Regions from separate parts of the Homo sapiens genome. Here region 2 is linked to region 1. Evidence: chromatin loops called from intact Hi-C (ENCODE). Cell type or tissue: CD14-positive monocyte. All regions are shown on one strand. Links, peaks and the distances in the headings refer to the core of each region. The heading gives the core; the rest is flanking DNA. Region 1 overlaps USO1 (USO1 vesicle transport factor). Region 2 holds the start of SDAD1-AS1 (SDAD1 antisense RNA 1).

Evidence for each region. Peaks named below come from ENCODE experiments on the same cell type or tissue, not always from the same donor. Only the 100,000 strongest peaks of a DNase experiment are listed, where the experiment ranks them.
Region 2: a loop joins it to region 1, with 3 times the contacts of the local background. A loop is called at or near these places in 7 of 110 quality-filtered maps.

Annotation. Positions count from the first base shown.
Region 1 is chr4:75,800,814-75,810,780 of GRCh38, reverse strand. It overlaps USO1 (USO1 vesicle transport factor), which reads right to left. Exons shown (of 24, transcript NM_003715.4): 17 at 9,581-9,702; 18 at 6,509-6,647; 19 at 5,478-5,641; 20 at 4,209-4,295; 21 at 1,730-1,828; 22 at 242-349. Among named protein-coding and RNA genes, the nearest start is that of USO1, 81 kb to the right of the region's middle. In CD14-positive monocyte, for the core only: no CTCF peak of the experiment used is centred there; no DNase peak of the experiment used is centred there.
Region 2 is chr4:75,971,399-75,981,365 of GRCh38, reverse strand. SDAD1 (SDA1 domain containing 1) reads left to right here. Exons shown (of 22, transcript NM_018115.4): 4 at 3,610-3,720; 5 at 5,371-5,442; 6 at 5,522-5,622; 7 at 7,233-7,290; 8 at 7,975-8,049; 9 at 9,908-9,967. SDAD1-AS1 (SDAD1 antisense RNA 1) reads right to left here and starts at 576. Exons shown (of 3, transcript NR_125906.1): 1 at 401-576. In CD14-positive monocyte, for the core only: no CTCF peak of the experiment used is centred there; a DNase peak (open chromatin) is centred at 3,335; H3K27ac peaks cover 3,225 bases.

The DNA of each region.
Region 1 (9,967 bases), core at 865-8,864:
CCAGTCTGGTGACAGAGCGAAACTCCATCTCAAAAAAACAAAACAAAACAAAAAAACCCAAAACAAAAAAAATTTTCATTTGTGCCATCTTAAATCATCAATATAGGAGTGAAAATGTTGTGAGATAAAATTACACATCATTAGCTTTCTTCATAAATCTAAGAATTTGAAAGATATATAAAATTTCCTAGAGTTCATTTCATATCATATGCAGTAAATAAAAGTTGCACCAAAAACAAACCTTTAACTCTTTGGTCTCTTGTAATAATGCTGACAGTCTTCCTTCTACATCAGTAGTTTTGGTGGCTATTATAGTCTCGGTCTCTCCTTGTACCTCAACTGATTTTGCCTGAAATTAGAAATTGGAAAAAAAGATGTCTCTTAAACATTACAATCAATATGAACTCCCAAAGGGTTATTTAATTTTTTTGCCATTTTGATATTTTACTTTCACTAACAGAAAATATAATTCCTTATGTATTTATGTGCAACAAAGTGCTCTCCACTGTCAGATGAGCTGTTCCCACATGGAAGAGCATCAAATCTCATAAGAGTACGAGGAAGGCTGGGCTAAGGTGCCTCAAGGTAGGTAAGCCCAGAAAAGTAATCAGCAAGGCAGCTCTAATGTAACTGTAACCCAGCATTTAATAAACACAGAATATTTTTCAAAGCCTTTCCTTCATAAATTTCCTATAAGTCCATACTACCACCCTAGATAGGTAGATAAATTGAGCCAAATATCATTATTAGTGAAATGCAAATCTTTTCTCAAGTGCTAGAGGAGACACTCCTGAATAACAGTTTTTCAGTCTTTCCTTGTCTTTTTTCTAAAATACTAGGAAGTCGGGTAGTGACACAACAAATATCTAAAAATGTGGAAGTAGCTTTGGAACTGTGTAATGAGTAGAGGCTGTAAGAGAGGTGCATGGTAGACAAAGCCTGCATTACCTTGATGAGACTGTTGCTAGAGATATGGACATTAAGTGATTCTGGTGAGAGCTCAGAAAGAAAAGAGCGGAGTTGGAAAGAAGCTTCATGGTCATAGTGAGAAGAAGAATGCTGGCAGAAATATGAATGTTAAAGGTGCTTTTGGTGAGGTCTCAGATGAAAACTAGGAACATGTTACTGGGAATCGGAGGAAAGGCAATCCTTGTTATAAAGTGGCAAATAACTTGGCCAAATAGTGTTGCAGTGTTTTGTGGACAGCAGAACTTGTAAATAATGAATTTGGATATTTTACTGAGGTTTCTAAGCAAAGTGTTGGAGTGCAGCCTGGTTTCTCCTTGTTGCTTAAAGTTAAATGTGAGAGAAGAGAGATAAATTGAAGAAGAAATTGCTAAGCAAAAAAGAATCAGAATTAGAAGATTTGGAAAATTCTCAGTCTACCTATATTGCAAAAGTATGAGAAGGAATGTTCTGGAGAAAACAACAACGGTTTCTGAATATTTTATGACAGCAGAAAAACTGCCAGCTTGGACTGAAGGGACAGAAATAGAATGTAATACCAGCAAAATAAACTATTAAGTAACTGAATAAACTAATCTGGTGAGACTGACTATAAAACGACTGTCACCATGAACATGAAGCCTATGTTACTAGAATACCGGCTAGTAAGTAATCTAAAGAGAAGGTGCTATCTGATGAATTTGTTTCTTTTTAATTGTGGCTAAGAAATAATACATCAACCTTGTCTTTATTACCTTCCAGAGAAAAAAGAGAAAATACTTACAAACGCTTCTGTTTTCTGTAACAGTTCCTGCTTTTCTGTCTGTAGTTTGGTGATCTCCACAGATTGTGAGTTTAACTGAGACTTTAAAGTTGCCAGTTCCTAAGAGACAAAAATAGTTGAGTCATAACATTAAATGGTATTAAATTCATCAAGGAAATATTTACAGGGAGACATTTAAAAAAATGATTTACAACCTCCTACTTTTAAAATCTAACTCTAAAGAACTATTCTTGAATTTTGGGTTCAAGATGGAAAATTCAACACATTCATTTACCTCTGCTCCCTCCTGAAATCCCATGCAAAAAAAAAAAATCATAAAAGACAGGAAGGGAGGGGAGAAGGAAGAAAGAAAGGAAGGATGGGAGGGAGAGAGGAAGAAACCTACAAAAACAAGAACAGTAAGAGAAGAGAGCAATATAATTGGGGAATTTTGAGAAAGCAAGTAACAGTGATAACTAAATCAGCACACCTGAGAAAGCTGAAAGCTAGGATGACCACTGAGAAAGTTAAGATAGTACCTGACTTACAATGAATGCATTAACTACCAGAAAGGTTAGGAACTGGTATCATTAGATACCACTGGAAGTACAGATAAAAATGAGGTTAAAAACTGCAGGCCTGGTTAAAAGACTATTTAAGAAATAGATCATCAGATCCCTGTCTCAATCTTAGGCATCAGGCAACCGTTCCTCCTTTCCTGGATGAAGACTTGAGGTTTATTATGTGGCTGGGCAAAACAGGACATCTTTAGACTAGGGACCACCAAACACAGATGAAAGCAGTAGTACTATAATGAAAACCAGGGTATTAATTGAAAGTTTTTATTAATGTTGAATTTCCAAACTTCTCACCTTCTCCTCCCCCAAAAAAAGTACAGGAAAAGAAAGGCAATTATAACAATGGCTCTCAGCAGGAGTGATTTCTCCCCATATCCCCCCATCCCCGAGGACATTTGGTAATGTCTGGAGACACTGAGTAAGTGGTGGGACAATGGCAAGTAAAAGGCTCTTTTCTTTTGGTTCTCTTTAAAATTTCTATCATGTACATTTGTGGCTTTTCTAATTTATTTTGTTTAGTTATTAAAATGAGTTACAGTTTTCTATATATAGTACTTTACTATATATTATAAAAAACAAAACTGTCACTTAAAAAATACATATATTTTAACAATCTAAAGTTTATAAAAGTAAATAAACTGGAGAAAGTAAAAAAACTAAAAGGCAATTCTCTTTTTATAAAAATATCTAATTAAAGTTTCACTGGGAAAGATAATTAAATGGCTTATTTTTACTTAGAATTTACAAACTAAGGCTATATATTAGTAACTTAATTCCCTTTAATTTTAATACAGTTCTAGTATAGGTACACTTAATAAAACCAAAAGAGCATATTAATCTTCCCACACAAATAAAACATTGTGAACAAATATTGGAGACCTGAAAATCCTCAAATGATAAGTGATTCTTTTTTTAAAAAGAGGTCAGATATTTAGAATCTACTCTGAGGTACATGGACATTATCAAAATAAGACAAAATTTCTCTATGTTCAGTCATTTCTCTTTCAAAGCAGCCATGTCAGTGGACTAGGGCCAGTTGCTTAGTGGAGAGAGAAGGAAGACAGTTAGTCCTAGGTTAGTGAGGATGGTCATTTTTTAGTATTGCTTGGATTAAAAAAAAAAAAGTATGCATTTCTTTTATAATAAGAAAGAAAGGAGGGAAAGAAGAAAAGAGAGAGAAGAAAAGAGAGGAGGAAAGAAAAACAACCCCAGAACCTGTTTAGGGATAATATACTCTAGAGTTTTCTTCCAATTGCTACATTATTTAATTGTAAGTATACAGAGTTCATTTCTCTCTTTTGATTCTTTTCTTGAACAATACATTTAAATTTTTTCATTGGATAAAGGTAAATCTGTATGATCTAGTTTAACAGGAATTTATAAATACTATAAGCAAGTAGAAAAAAGTTTAACTTGCTTTTCTAGATGTTATAAATTACCACAGAAAAAGTTTATTTTGCTTTTTAGCTGGAGTCATTTAATTGAGATATAGGTAAGTTTACCTTTCTTCTCTTTTCCAATTCTAAAATTCTATATTTTCTAGACAAAACAGTTTAAAAACCCCATACATTTAGTCAAGCAATTATCATAGTATATTAAAATTAGGCATAAGATTTTACATTTTCATATTTGCAAGTTATAAATTTAAATTTTTCCTTGTTAGTTCACTGATAATCTATAAATAACATGGGTGAGATGCTGAGATTTTTTAAAAGGAATACCTCTGAAAAATAAAAACACAATAAAAAGCAAAGTACTATTACCATATAAATAGAAACAGCTTCTGGATTTTCAAATGGCTGTCTTAACTTAAATTTTACTTACATCTGCTAATATAGTTCTAGATTTGTGAAACTATAGGGCTGTTATTCTATTATAATTAAAACATGACAAAGTAGAATTGGATCAAAGTGGAAAATTACCTGTTTTAATTCTGCAACTTGTTCAGAATCTCTAGCTGAAACTATTGCTGAAGACTGTTCATTTGTGCCAGATGTTTGGGAAGATTTCTGCAAATAGCACAAAAATAAACTATAAAATATATTCAGTCTAAAGAGATGAGAAAAAAAAACAGAACTGTACACATATAAACTATATCATATGTGCTTACCAAAAAATTCACACCAACCTTTTAATTTTTATGCCCAAGATAAAATTCCAACACAGCACATATTGTCTACAACTTTTTCATGGCTAAAAATCCATTTGTAGGCTGGGTGCGGTGGCTCATGCCTGTAATCCTTGGGAGGCCAAGGCCAGTGGATTGCTTGAGCTCAGGAATGCAAGATCAGCTTGGGCAACACGGTGAAACCCTATCTCTACTAAAATACAAAAAATTAGCCGGACGTGGCAGCGTGCACCTATAATCCCAGCTACTCGGGAGGCTGAGGCAGGAGAACTGCTAGAACCTGGGAGGTGGAGGTTGCAGTGAGCCGAGATTGTGCCACTGCGCTCCAGACTGGGCTAACAGAGCGAGACTCTGTCTCTAAAGAAAAAAAAATAAAATTTTTATTTTACCGAGCAATTTATTAAATCTAAGCATTTACCTGCGTTCATATGGAGAAAGAGCATAAAAGCAAACATTTATTAAATAATTTCCATCTATTAGAAGAGTAAATTAAATCTCACAACAATGAACTAGACATTACCACTACCATTTTATAGATCAGGAAACAAGTTTAAAGAGGTTAACTAAATTGCTTAAATTCAATGAGCCAGGAAGCATTGAAGTTTAAACAGTTTGACTCTAAAGCTCATCCTGTAAAATCTTTTTTTTTTTTTTTTTAGATGGAAAGTCTCCCTCTGTCGCACAGGCAATGAGGTGAAGTGGGGTGATCTCGGCTCACTGCAACCTCTACCTCCTGGGTTTAAGAGATTCTCCTGCCTCAGCCTCCTGCGTAGCTGGGACTACAGGTGCCTGCCACCATGCCCGGCTAATTTTTGTATTTTTAGTAGAGACAGGGTTTCGCCATATTGGCCAGGCTAGTCTTGAACTCCTGACCTCAGGTGATCCGCCCACCTCAGCCTCCCAAAGTGCTAGGATTACAGGCGTAAGCCACTGTGCCTGGCCCATCCTGTAAAATCTTAACATATGATATTCTGGCTTAAGAGATCCAAGGAAAAAAAAAAAAGGCAGGATAATGAGAACCACTCTTGAACTCTTATTTTAACTTCTTAAACATTTACTTTACCATATTTTCAATCATAGAGTCCTTTTCAGTCAGCTGGCTTTGTAAAAGTTCCTGATTACGTTTTAATTCTTCTATCTCTTCTCGCAATCTACCAATTTCTTCTGGCTGAATGCCATTCATCTGAGCCCCCTCACTGTAAGAACCTTGATGCTGATTGTCTTTTCCTGTTAGACAGACATAACATTTTAAAAGCCAACGGGAAACTTCAGTTTTTCATTTTTGAAGTAGAAGATTCAAATATGTAATTTTCTTCATTCAATTACTTTGGCAGCACTTTTGCAATCACATTTCATCTTTGCAGAATGGTATACTGATAAAAATAGTGAACTGATAGTATTTTCCAGATTTCTGGGAGAAAAAACAGCACAGCCTTGACTAAACTGCATGGTCTGGTGATCTATGATTAAGAATTACAGTAATTTTAATTCCAATTCTGTCAACTGAATATGAGAAAATAAAATCCTTTTAAAAAATCTTCACAAGCACCGTAGGATAATACTATTTAAAAGCAGTGGAGCTCTTGCCATTTTCCAGGCACAACTTAAATTTTTCATTTATTATATCATTTAGTTCTCAAATGTTATTACTATCTTCATTTTGCAGAAGAGGAAACTGAAAGATTACAGCGGTCATTCTTAATCAGCTATACATTAGAATCACCTGGTGGGCTTATACTAGTTACTGATCCCTGGACCTAATCCCAGATTTATTAAATCAGAAACACTATTGTGGTATCAGCATTGGTATTTTTTTTTAAAAAAGCATCTCAGGAGATTCTAATATGCAGCCAGGGTTGAGAATCAATGGGCCAGATAAACAGGTAGCAAGAAGCTTGGACTTCAATCTCTAAAGGTCCAGTCTTAACTGCTCTTAACTATCATGCTATTTTGCTTTAAACTCCGATTTACATTTTTGTCACCATGATTAAGGTTAGAAAAATACTAGTCCACAGAAAGAATCTTTTACTTTGTCTAGCTCTTGAGGAAAGAATGACCTGAGTGCTATCATAGTGATGGCTTAGCTATGCTTACCTAGCTGTATTTTAAGAAGATTATACTGGTCTTTGTGCTGCTGGATCTGTGATACTTGCTGTGTGACTGCCGTCTGGAGCTGTTCATTTTGACATTTTAATGTAGAAACCTGCTGCCTTAATTCCTCAAGTTGGAGATCCTGTGAAACAAAACATAATTCATGTGTTTTAAAGTCATACTCGTTAGCATTAAGAAGGTGAACACATTTTAAAAATTAGAGGTCATTTTGGGACAGTATGCTAAAGTGCTTAACACTTCCAAAATCGTTCAGTAATTAAGCAACTTGGTGTGTTAATATATCCATCAAGGCCAATTAACATGCAGCAGAACTACAAGATTTCAAAGAAGGCTCCATTAATAAACATCATGGCATAGCCTGCAATTATAGTGGGAAATAAAATGAAAAAACTCCATTTTATGGTCATAAAACCATTTAAAAATTTACATCAAACTATTTAAGAAATTTAGTATATGTATGTATACATATGCTTCTATATTATTTTTAATATTAAAAGCCAATGAGAAAATAAATATAGGAAATTGAAAAAAGAGCTTCCAACTTTTACCATCATAATAAAACTATAGTTGGAATTTGATGTATTTTTTTTCTTTTTTTTTTTTTTGAGACGGAGTTTCGCTCTTATCGCCCAGGCTGGAGTGCAGTGGTGCAATCCAGCTCACTGCAACCTCTGCCTCCAAGGTTCAAGCAATTCTCCTGCGTCAGCCTCCTGAGTAGCTGGGATTACAGGCGCCCGCTGCCATGCCCAGCTAATGTTTTTGTATTTTTAGTAGAGATGGGGTTTCACCATGTTGGCCAGGCTGGTCTCAAACTCCTGACCTCAGGTGATCCACCGGTCTCAGCCTCCCAAAGTGCTGGGATTACAGGCGTGAGCCACCGTGCCCGGCCAGAATTTTATGTATTTCTTTATTTTCTTCTAATTTTTTCCCAATCCATGGTTTAAAATTTGTCACAATAGGTATATATATATAATTATGTAGCCTTTAATTTACTTAACATTCTATCATAATTTCCCCATATTGCTACATAGTTTTCAAACCATAATTTTTAATCCTATCTAATTAAGTAGATGCAATACAATTTATATTCAATGTTTTTGATGCTAAGGTTGCTTTCCATTTTTTTTCTTTTCTTTCTTTCTTTTTTTCTTGGGTTTTTTTTTTTTTGAGACAGAGTTTCGCTCTTGTTGCCCAGGCTGGAGTGCAATGGTGCGATCTCGGCTCACTGTAACCTCCGCCTCCCAGGTTGTTCAAGCGATTCTCCTACCTCATCCTCCTGAGTAGCTGGGATTATAGGCATGTGCCACCATCCCCAGCTAATTTTTTGTATTTTTAGTAGAGACAGGGTTTCTCCATGTTGGTCAGATTGGTCTCGAACTCCCGACCTCAGGTAATCTGCCCACCTTGGCCTCCCAAAGTGCTGGGATTACAGGCATGAGGCACCGTGCTCAGCCACTGCACTCCAGCCTGGGCAACAAGAGCGAAACTGTCTCAAAAAAAAAAAAAAAAAAAAAAAAAGAAAAGAAAAAGAAAAATGGAAAGCAACCTCAGCATCAAAAACACTGAATATAAATTGTATTGCATCTACTTAATATTGCTTTCCATTTTTCAAAGTGACAAATTTCATTACATTATATATTTTAGTCCATATAATTGTTTTCCTGAATTTTGGAGAATTCCCTTAGGATGAATTATCAAATGTCATTCAAAGGATATAAACATTTTATAGTTCTAGATGCTTGTGGACTAATGCCAAATAGCATTTTAAATGGTAAGAATATTTAAAATGAACATTTCTAAGGAAGTCATTAGAGTAATTGTGTCAATCACTCTTTTCTTTTGCCAAATCAACTGTATTTGCAGCCCCAAGTATAGACTCTATATCACATTACAACTATTTGTTTTTTTCACTGTTCCAAAGATATTATTACATTTTAGCAACTGGAAATGGCTCCATCTTTGTACCCAGATATAGATGAAAAATCCTAATAACCATAGGTAGTTTGATGATTCAAATTTTACCATTCTAAGATTATAATTTATTGATTGATTTACTTTTAAACTGAAAAGCTTAGAATGAATGCTAAATATACCACAATATTTTCATTCTTTCTTAAAATTTTAATCTCAGTAGGCTGGGCGCGCTGGCTTATGCCTATAATCCCAGCATTTCGGAAGGCTGAGGCAGGGAAGGGAAGGGATCACCCGAGGTCAGGAGATCAACACCAGCCAACATGGTGAAACCTCATCTCTACTAAAAATATAAAAATTAGGCAGCGTGGTGGCACACGCCTATAATCCCAGCTACTTGCGAGGCTGAGGCAAGAGAATTGCTTGAACCTGGGAGGCGGAGGTTGCAGTGAGCCGAGACTGCGCCACTGCACTCCAGCCTGGGAAACAAGAGCAAGACTCTGTCTAAACAAAAAACAAACTAATCTCAGTAATGTAGATTGTGAGGAAGAAAATAAGATATAAACAGTTGTCAATTTAAAGGGTTCTATCTATGCTTTTACTTGCCACACCTGCCATAAACTGTGCACAATTAGTAGACAGGTGTGGAGAGCAGTAGAGGGAAGGGGATGAATCTGTCCCACAGGGTCTGCCACTATTGTATTTTTTTATGACACTGGAATTTTAACAACATTAATAACCTCATTTTTCAGCACTTTCTAGAATTCCAATCAAGGTAAATATCATAAGAAATTAAATGAGAGTAAAAGTCAAGAAAACATTTTGAAGGAATATAATGAAGGTTTAGGGTACTCAACACAATGCAAGTAATGAAAGTTCACTGGTATCCTGGAAAGAAAATGTCAACTGATGATTCCGCAATTGTAGTTTCATCTTTATCCACTCATCATTATCTAATAAATCAGCTGCATGGTGCTTAGCACATATTAAGCACTCTGTTTGTTGAATACTCAGATGCTTTGAAAAATGATGGGTTTTGCTTTCTATATCCTCTTTCATTTGAAATGTCAGAAAAAAAGGCTCCCTTAAAGCAGAAAGTGCCTATTGGTAATCAGAGGGTATATACAGTTCATTAGTACTTACCTGCTCTCGAATCATATTTTTGTAGTGAGTCACAATATTGTCATGCTGTTCTAATGTTTTTTTCACCTCTTCTTCTTTTTTATCTTCTTCACTGGACTTATAAATAGCCTTAGTTATAACACCTATAAAAGGAAGCTTATTTAAAATTTGTTTTAAATGTTTTAAATACTATTTTACTACTAAGACTTAGTAAAAACATATAACCTAACTCCATGATAGGTAAGAAATAATCTTTTCAATCCTACTGAAAGCCAAATGTCCTTCAATGGGCTACAGATCAAGAGCTAGGAAGAAAATATACCTTTAGAGTTACCATATAACCTGTATGCATCCAGAATATACATGTACAATATAAATATAATTACTTTCCATCAAATATCAATATAA
Region 2 (9,967 bases), core at 1-8,000, 170 kb before region 1:
CCAGTAGTTGGATGAATAAATTGTGCTGTGTTCATGTGTGCTGCGTTCATATATATTTAAATGAGAACAGCCTCTAAGCTAATTATCTTCAGAAAACGTAAATTATAATGTATTATCCTTTCCTAAAAATCCTTCTATGGCTTCTCATTTATACTTAGAGTAAAACGGAAACTTAATAACCTGGCTCAAAAGTGCCTGCATGATCTGCTTCCAGCCTGTGTTTCTGATATCATATTGTTTTCAGCTACACTGTGATCTTTCTATTCTTCCAGCACACTAACCCTACAGGATGCTCTTTAACCTTTTGAGATGATTTCTTCTAGTCATTCAAATCTCATATGCATGTAGAATCCTAATCACAACTTGTCATTTTTATAATGCCTTAAATTAGTAAACTTACCCATTAGACAGTCAGTTTGAGCATTTCATCATTGTCCTTTTAGTGGTTGGGGTTGAGTCCTGGCTGACATTCCCTTCACGAGGCCGGTGTACCTGTTTGCCCCACTTGTTGTGAATGTCAGCTGCTGGTGGCCCTCAGCTGCCCTTTCTCTGCAACATTGTCCTCAGCTAAATCGGAGTCCTAGTGCCTGGGAGGTGTCCTCCTACCCTAGTAGCCCACAGCCCATTATCATGTGGTACAAAAGCCCAGCCCATTACCTCAGGGTGGCTCTGACTCCAATGCAGGATGTGCTCCAGTGTTTTCCTGTGTTGGGACTAAAGCTAGTCTCCAGTCAAGGGCACATCCTTGCTTTGCTTTGCGTGTCTCTGCACTATCCTCCTTCCTTCACTTCCTTTCTGAGATCATACCCCCAACAAATCACTTGTAATAAATCAGTCTCTGCTTCTAGGGACTAAGACATTTCCAAATTTAATACATCTGCTTTTCAAACCTCTTTACAGCAGATAAGTACGCAAATATGATCACAAAACGTACTAATATCCTATAGCACAACTTGTAGAAATGCCAAGTCTTTAGATGAATATTTGTTTTCTTTTAGACTTTCTCAGGTTTTTTGTATTTCTATCATTTTTATACTACTTTAGGATTTTAGTAATTTGATTAGGCCAAAAAGAAAAAGAATACTGTCTCAGACAAGCCAAGGTTTCAGGCCCTGGGTTGTCAACTGATTGATACTCAGCTGGTACATGGGACCTGGCAGTATAGCCCAAGGGACTCCAAACTTGAACCCCTAGTCTAAAGGCTTTTACCTATGTCATGTTACTCTTGAAGTCCTTGTAGGTCATAGAGATTTGATATTTTGAGTATAGAGACTTAATGGCTTTCCAAGTAATTAGGATTTCTTTAAGTTTTATTTTCCTGGCAGTACCCCACCAAACTGGTCTGTGGGCATTATTAAATTAATATATATGCCAGGTGCACCTGTAGTCCCGGCTTCTTGGGAGGCTGAGGCAGGAGGATTGCTTGAGGTCAGGAGTTTGAGGCTGAGGTGTGGTATGAGCATGCCTGTGAATAGCCACTACACTGCAGCCTAGGCAACATAGCAAGATCCCACCTCTAAATTTTTTTTTAAATGGAAAAAAATGTGTATGTATATTTCTTTATAGTGCTTTATGATGATTAGTAGGTTTTTAAAAAATAATAAAGATTTCCGCCAGGCGCGGTGGCTCACGCCTGTAATCCCAGCACTTTGGGAGGCCGAGGCAGGAGGATCACCTGAGGTCGGGAGTTCGAGACCAGCCTGACCTACATGGAGAAACCCTGTCTCTACTAAAAATACAAAATAAGCCGGGCATGGTGGTGCGTGCCTGTAATCCCAGCTACTTGGGAGGCTCAGTCAGGAGAATTGCTTGAACCTGGGAGGCGGAGGTTGCAGTGAGCCGAGATCGCGCCATTGCACTCCAGCCTCTGTCTCAAAAAAAAAAAATAATAATAATAATAGAGATTTCCTTTACTAGGAGATAAAGGATTGCGTCTGTATAGTTAGCATTGCTCTTTAGAGGAAGCATTGAACACACTGGAAGAAGCTCTTTTTAATTGGTTATTGGGATAACCAACAATTCTTATCAGCCACTGGGCTATCTTTCTACCTGGTGTATTTGCTATTTTTCCAAGACTTTTTGAATCATTCCCAAGATTTTGTTCACTCTGTCCTGCTTACACAGATAGAAACATTGTATTTTTTTTGGAAGAAATAAAATATCCATATATAGTAATTCTTACCTACTTAGTCAAATCAATAAAAGTCAAGTTATATGTATTTCATTGACATTATAACTACCTTTTTATGTACTTTAAAACTTTTTTTTAGTATTATTATTTTAATTACTTTATGTTCAGATTGTCACCACCTTGCCAGGGGAAGCTTCTTAGTCCTTTTAGCAATTTCCCTGAATTTTTTTTTTTTTTTTTTTTTTTTTTTTTCTGAGACAGGGTCTGTCACTCAGCTGCCCAGGCTGGAGTACAGTGGTACGATCTTAGCTCACCGCAGCCTCAAGCTTCTGGGCTCAAGCAGTCCTCCCACCTCAGCGTGCCAAGTAGCTAGGACCACAAGGTGTGTGCCACCACACCCAGCTAATTTTTTTTTTTTTTGTGTAGAGACAAGGTCTCACTACATTGCCCAGGCTGGTCTTGAACTCCTGGCCTCAAGTGATTCTCCCACCTCAGCCTCCCAAAGTGCTGAGATTATGGGTGTGGGCCACCATGCCCAGCCTTGCCCTTGTTTTTGAAAGCATCCTTGAATTCTGGCAGAAATAGTTCCAAATTCATTCTTACCGTTTTTCCTGCCCCAAGACTTGGAATCAACTATTCTTCAAGGATTGTATTTCATCTAATGAAGGGTAACACAAAATTTGGGTGATAGGGCTACATGTAAGAGTTGGTGGTAAGCAAGAGTGCCACAGCTGCTAGGCGCATCAGCTCATGCCTGTAATCCCAGCTACTTAGGAGGCTGAAGTAGGAGCATCATTTGAGAAGTTTCCAGGAGCTTGAAACCAGCCTAGGCAACATAATGAGACTCTATCTCTTAAAAATAGAAAAAAAAAAAAAAATAGCTGGGTACCTACAGTCCTGGCTAATCAGGAGGCTGAAGCAGGATCACTTGAGCTCAAGAGTTCAAGACTAGCCTAGGCAATATAGCGAGACCCGTCTCAAAAAAAAAAAAAAAAAAAGGCGGGGGGCAGGCATGCAACAACTGCTGTTGAGCCATTCTTAGTGCTGATGGTACTTCAGAAGAATGCCTCGTAAGGTCATAAACTCTCATTGATTATTCCAATTTAGTGTATTATGTTGTTATCCCACCTGTCTTTATGGATTCAGGGTTTTGCCGTATGATGACACTACAAAGAGACCTTACTTGACCTCCCTGTGGCCCTCCCTCAGTCACTGTTGATCAATTACATAACCCTGTTTTACTTCCTTCATGACACTTATTTTCTTAGATCCTCCTTTTTATATGCTTACTTGGCTTGTCTGTCCTCCGTTCTGCTCTATCCCCAGTGTAAGCTCCATGAAGGCAGAGACTGACTATTCTGAATCCTACAATAGTGTCTAGTTAGTAAAAGACATTAAGGTCTTGGGACATATACGCTGTATTTTCTCACCTTGTTAACTTTACCATTGTCTTATGGTATGTTTTTTTCCTTCCCGAGACATTTTGCAAAGCTTTGATCTTGCTGAGAAATAAGAATCTCATCAATCCATCAAGCCTGCTAGAACTCTTCTTTGAACTTTTTCGTTGCCATGATAAACTTCTGCGAAAGGTAAAGGGCAAAACAAATATTTCCCTGCATCTTCCTTGAGGCGACATAAAATTTTGTTGTCTCTTGAATTATCGATGCTTTACATTGTTAATAATAACTTTAACAGGAAAAAGCAACCATTGTGTGCATGCTATATGGTGTTAATAGCCATATTTATTGAGTGCATACTTTGTGCCAGGCACCATTCTCAGAGCTTTGTGTATTTACTCATTTACTCACAAAGCCCTATGAGAGAGGGATCCTCATTATTATTATTCTTACTTTGCAGATGAAAGGGCTGAGGTTAAAGAGAGATAGAGTAACTTGCCCACTCTCACACTGCTTCTTAGTGGTGGGATTGGATATAAGCCCAGGCTCTGGTTCCAGAACCCAAGCCTTTTACTACTGCACCATACTGGCTGGCTAAATCAGGACATTGGTACTCACAGCTATAACTGACCCACTCCCCCACAAAAAACTTTTTTGTTGTTATTAACATTTTCCCATGATTTTGCATTTGCTTATATAAGACTAGAAGCTGAAGATTTATGAAAGAAATTTAAGATGGAGAAACTTGGCTGGACACTGTGGCTCACACCTACAATACCAGCATTTTGGGAGGCTGAGGTGGGAGGATCACTTGAGTCCAGGAGTTTGAGACCAGCCTGGGCAACACAGCAAGACCACTGCTGTATTTAAAGAAAAAAAGGAAAGAAAAATTTAAGTTTACATTCATTAATTTAAAATTTTTTTCAAAGTATTAAGAGACTACCACTGTTTGATTTTAGCAATTGTACTTCTTGGTCTAATTTGTGGAATAAAAGTGGTCCATGGGAGCATGGTGTGGGCACCAGTGATATATGCATTCACAGTATTTTCCTGCATGCAGTTAGGTGCTTGGTAAATTGGAGCATTTTTTTTTTAATAACACTTTTATTGAGATATAATTTATGTAAAATTCATCCACTTAAAGTGTACAATTCAGTGTTTTTTAGTGTATTCACAGCGTGGTACAACCATCACTGCAAACAATTTTTGAACATTTTGTCACCCCCAAAAGAAACTCTATTCCAATTAGTAGTTAATCCTGTTCCTCATCCCTTTTAGCTCTAGGTAATCACCAGTCTACTTTGGGTCACTATAGATTTGTGTGTTTTGGAAATTTTATATAAGTGGAATCATAACAATATGTGGTCTTTAGTGACTAGATTCTTTCACTTAGCATAATGTTTCCAAGATTCATTCATGTTGTAGCACGTATCAGTACTTTATTCCTTTTTGTTGCCAAATAATATTCCATTGTATGGATATACCACATTTTGTTTATCCATTCATCAGTTAGTGGAAATTTAAGTTATTTCCACTTTTTGGCCACTATGAATAAGGCTGCTATGAATGTTTGTGTGAACACTGATGTTTTCATTTTCTAGGATATATACCTAGGAGAATTGTGCCGTATTACATTAAACTCCATGTTTAACTTCTTGAGGACAACTTTGCTTTGCTTTGTAGTTGCTTTTTTGTTTGTTTGCTTGGTTTGGGTTTCTTTTGGGATAGAATGAAAAATAGGTAAAATTAAGTCATCCTGTACATTCATACTGTTCTCCAAATTTAGCAAGGTTAAAAATGTTGGTTAGGTTTAATGTATATATTTTTGTTTCTTTTCCTCAGACTTTATACACACATATTGTGACTGATATCAAGAATATAAATGCAAAACACAAGAACAATAAAGTGAATGTAGTAAGTACTCTTCTGTCTTCCATGTTTGCAGCATTGTACCATCAGTGCATTAAGTCTTCTTTCTCCTCCTTTTCTGCAGGTATTGCAAAATTTCATGTACACCATGTTAAGAGATAGCAATGCAACCGCAGCCAAGATGTCTTTAGATGTAATGATTGAACTCTACAGAAGGAACATCTGGTAGTGTATATATATTTGTCTCTTGAGAAGTAGACTCTTTTTTCATTTGTAATTAATACAGAGCACATATACAAATACTTTTCTTGAGCTTGAGCTCTTTAATATACTTATGTCATAGATTTAAGTTGGAAGTAAAAATAGAGGCAATTCAAATGACTAATGACATTGGTTATCATTTCTTGAGCAGCTACTGAGGTCGGGCACTTTGACATGACCTCACTTAGAACAACTTGAGAACAGAAGATGTAGCTTATCTGGAATTATCCCCATTTTATAAGTAATGACATGGAAGTTCTTAGAGTTAGTAAAAGTTTAGCTATTAAGAGGCAGAGCTGAAATTCAGACCCAGATCTAACTGACTCCAAAATCTGTGCTCTCTCTTCTGCCGCTCTGAAGATTTTCAAGTCAATTCATCCTATTTATATAAAATATCATGCTTCGTACACTTCAGTTTGTTGATACAGTGTCCCTAACTCATTTCTTTTGCTTTTCTTATTGACTAACATTTTTTTACTATAAAAGTAATATTCATTACAGCAGAAAATTTGGAGAAATTTAAAAAGTGGTTTTAATCAATTACTGTTAGTATTTATGGTATTTCCACCCAGTCTTTTTTGTTTAATGTGAATTTTTAAATATGGTTGAAATTTTTCTGTATTACAGTTTTTATTTTTTTTAATTTTTATTTATTTATTAATTTTTTTTGAGAAAGTCTTGCTCTGTCACCAGGCTGGAGTGCAGTGGCATGATCTTGGCTCACTGCAACCTCTGTCTCCTGGGTTCCAGCGATTCCCCTGCCTCAGCCTCCCGAGTAGCTGGGACTACAGGCATGCACCACCATGCTCGGCTAATTTTTTTTGTATTTTAGTAGAGACGGGGTTTCACCATGTTGGCCAGGATGGTCTCAATCTCCTGACATCGTGATCCACCCGCTTCGGCCTCCCAAAGTGCTGGGATTACAGGCGTGAGCCACTGCGCCCGGCCTATATATTATAGTTTTTAAATTCTCGATTATTTTTGTTTGTTTGTTTTTTTGAGACAAAGTCTTGCTCTGTTGCCCAGGCTGGAGTGCAATGGTGTGATCTTGGCTCACTGCAACCTCCGCCTCCTGGGTTCAAGCAGTTCTCGTGCCTCAGCCTCCCAAGTAGCTGGAATTACAGGCACATGCCCAGCTAATTTTTTGTATTTTGTGTAGAGATGGGGTTTCACTATGTTGATCAGGCTGGACCGGAACTCTTGGCCTCCAGTGATCTGCCTGCCTTGGCCCTCCAAAGTGCTGGGATTACAGGAATGAGCCACTGTCCCCGATCTTCTCAGTTGTTGTTTTTTTTTTTTTTTTTTGCACTTGACTAGCTTCCTACGTCATTAAAAATTCTTTAAATAGTCTGTCTTAATGGCTGCAAATTTTGTCGTAAGTCTGGGCTAAAATCTGATGAAATGTTTTACCTGTGGTTAAGTAATTTAGCAACTCGTATCTTTTTAAAATATTACAACTGGGAATTCTAGTACGTCACAAACATTTGTTATATCATTTATTTTGTGCCATTGTCTGTGCTATGAAATACAGTAGAATGAAAATTTACTTCAAAGCATTCATTGTCTTCCCCCAGGAATGATGCAAAAACTGTCAATGTTATCACAACTGCATGTTTCTCTAAGGTCACCAAGGTGAGCACCTATAGGGCTGTGTGTAAGCTCTGTCTGTGGATGGTCTGCTTCTGCATGCAGTTAGAAGAAAGCATCACTCAGCATAAACTGCATGCCTGCACACCAGGCATGCAGTTAGAAGTAAGCATCACTCAGCATAAACTGCATGCCTGCACACCAGGCATGCAGTGATGTGCAGGCATGCAGTTTATGTTAAGTGATGCTTTCTTTGTTCCTATACTGCTTTCCTGGGTCATCTGAACTTTAAAAGAGTCAATAGAATTATGAGTTTTTAAATTGCTATGTAATAAATGATAGCCTCAGTGGTTTTTTACTGTTTTCTCCTGTGATTCTTGACTTCCGTTGGGCTTCGGCACTGCTAAAAGAAATTTAAGGTCAATGTTTGACTTTTGTCTGTTAGAAGAACTGCAATGTCACTTTTCTTATAGGGGATGTAGAAATTCTCGACAGTCTTGAAGGATAACTATATAGAGCCTAGCAGTTTTTATCTAGTTTTTAAAATTATTTATTAGAGAAATAACATAAAACAACTTTTAATTAAGAAAAAATGAACAAAAATCCCACCACTCTTTGAATTTGTTCTTCAGATCTTAGTTCATGCACATGTATAAAGCATACTCAAAAGGATTTATTCTTTATTTTAAGCTGAATCAAGTAGCTGACTTTTTTCTCATTGGTGTTTAGATATTAGTTGCCGCTTTGACATTCTTTCTTGGGAAAGATGAAGATGAAAAACAGGACAGTGACTCCGAATCTGAGGTTAGTTTAATCATAGCTGCTTCTGAATCTTACCTTTTATTATTGCTCTGAGTACACATTGTAAAGTCTATGACTGCTGAAGTTAGAAAGAAACTTAGATGACACCTTTGCCCTGTTATTGAATTCTGCCATGCTATTTTACTCTACTTGGAATTTGTCACTTGTATTCAGTAAGATTATCTTGGTTATATAATTAATAAAACAGATTTATTCAACCTTGATCTTAGTTCTAAAGTTATACCTATATCTCACTATGTAAATTTAGGATGAAAATTGTCACCAACATTTTTTTTTTTAAGACGGAGTCTCGCTCTGTTGCCCAGGCTGGAGGGCAGTGGTGTGGTCTCAGCTCACTGCAAGCTCTGCCTCCCGGGTTCATGCCGTTCTCCTGCCTCAGCCTCCCGAGTAGCTGGGACTACAGGCACCCGCCACCACGCCTGGCTAATTTTTTGTATTTTTGGTAGAGATGGGGTTTCACCGTGTTAGCCAGGATGGTCTTGATCTCCTGACCTCACGATCCACCCGCCTCGGCCTCCCAAAGTGCTGGGATAACAGACGTGAGCCACCGTACCTGGCCATCACCAGCATGTTTTTGAGGAAAAAAAAAAAATCAAGATTCATGATGGCATAAAATATTAAAATAAGAATTTCTAAAAAAAAAAAAAAATTATCCTTCCCCATTTTAGTGTTTTGGTAACCAAAGTACTGGAATATGTGATAACGTCTTTTAAACAGTATATGACTAATACATTTTATTGTAAATGGCAACCTAAATAACAAAAAGAGAGAAACTCTCTAAAAGCAAATGATACTTATTTCAGAATAGGGCAGTGGGAATACATATGCCATAGTAAACTATGTACATATTTGTAAAGGAAGACAACAGTCTTTGTTTGTGTGTTTTTTTTTTTTTTGGAGCCGCGGACCTTCACTGTGAGTATTACAGCTCTTAAAGATGGCACGGACCTAAAGAGTGAGCAGTAGCAAGGTTTACTGTGAAGAATGAAAGAACAAAGCTTCCACAGCATGGAAAGGGACCCAAGCGGGTTGTCAACAACAGTTTTTAAAGGAAAAATGAGGGCTGGGTGCAATGGCTCACACCTGTAATCCCAGCACTTTGGGAGGCCAAGGCGGGCAGATCACTTGAGGTCAGTAGTTCAAAACCATCCTGTCCAACATGGCAAAACCCGTCTCTACTAAAAATACAAGAATTAGCCAGACATGGTGGCGTGTGCCTGTAATCCCAGCTACTTGGGAGGCTGAGGTGGGAGTATCACTTTAACCTGGAAGGTGGAGGTTGTAGTGAGCTGAGATTGTGCCATAACTCTCCAGCCTGGGTGCCAGAATGAGACTCCATCTCAAAAAAAAAAAAAAAAATAGTGCTACAGTGAAAATCTTTGTATGTACCTGTTTGTGCACATGTGGGCATATTTTTTCCACCTAATTTTCTTTTTTCCTGTTTTTTGAGACAGGCTGGAGTGCAGTGGCGTGATCTCAGCTCACTGTAACTTCCCCCTTCTGGGCTCAAGTGATGCTCCTGCCTCAGCCTCCTGAGTAGCTGGGATTACAGGTGTGCACCACCAAGCCCAGCTAAGTATTTGTATTTTTAGTAGAGACACAGTTTTGCTATGTTGGCCAGGCTGGTCTCAAGCTCCTGGCCTCAAGTGATCTACCCACCTTGGCCTCCCAAAGCGCTGGGATTACAGACGTGAGCCACTGCGCCCAGTCTAAAAGTAGTATTCATTTTTAATAGCTGTGTGCAAAGAGTATAAGAACGAAGAAGTGGCTGAAAGGTTTACTCTTTCATTCTATGCAGATTTTCCTTGTTTACAATTTTACAAAGTAATTTCTTCTTTAGGATGATGGACCAACAGCAAGAGACCTGCTAGTACAATATGCTACAGGGAAGAAAAGTTCC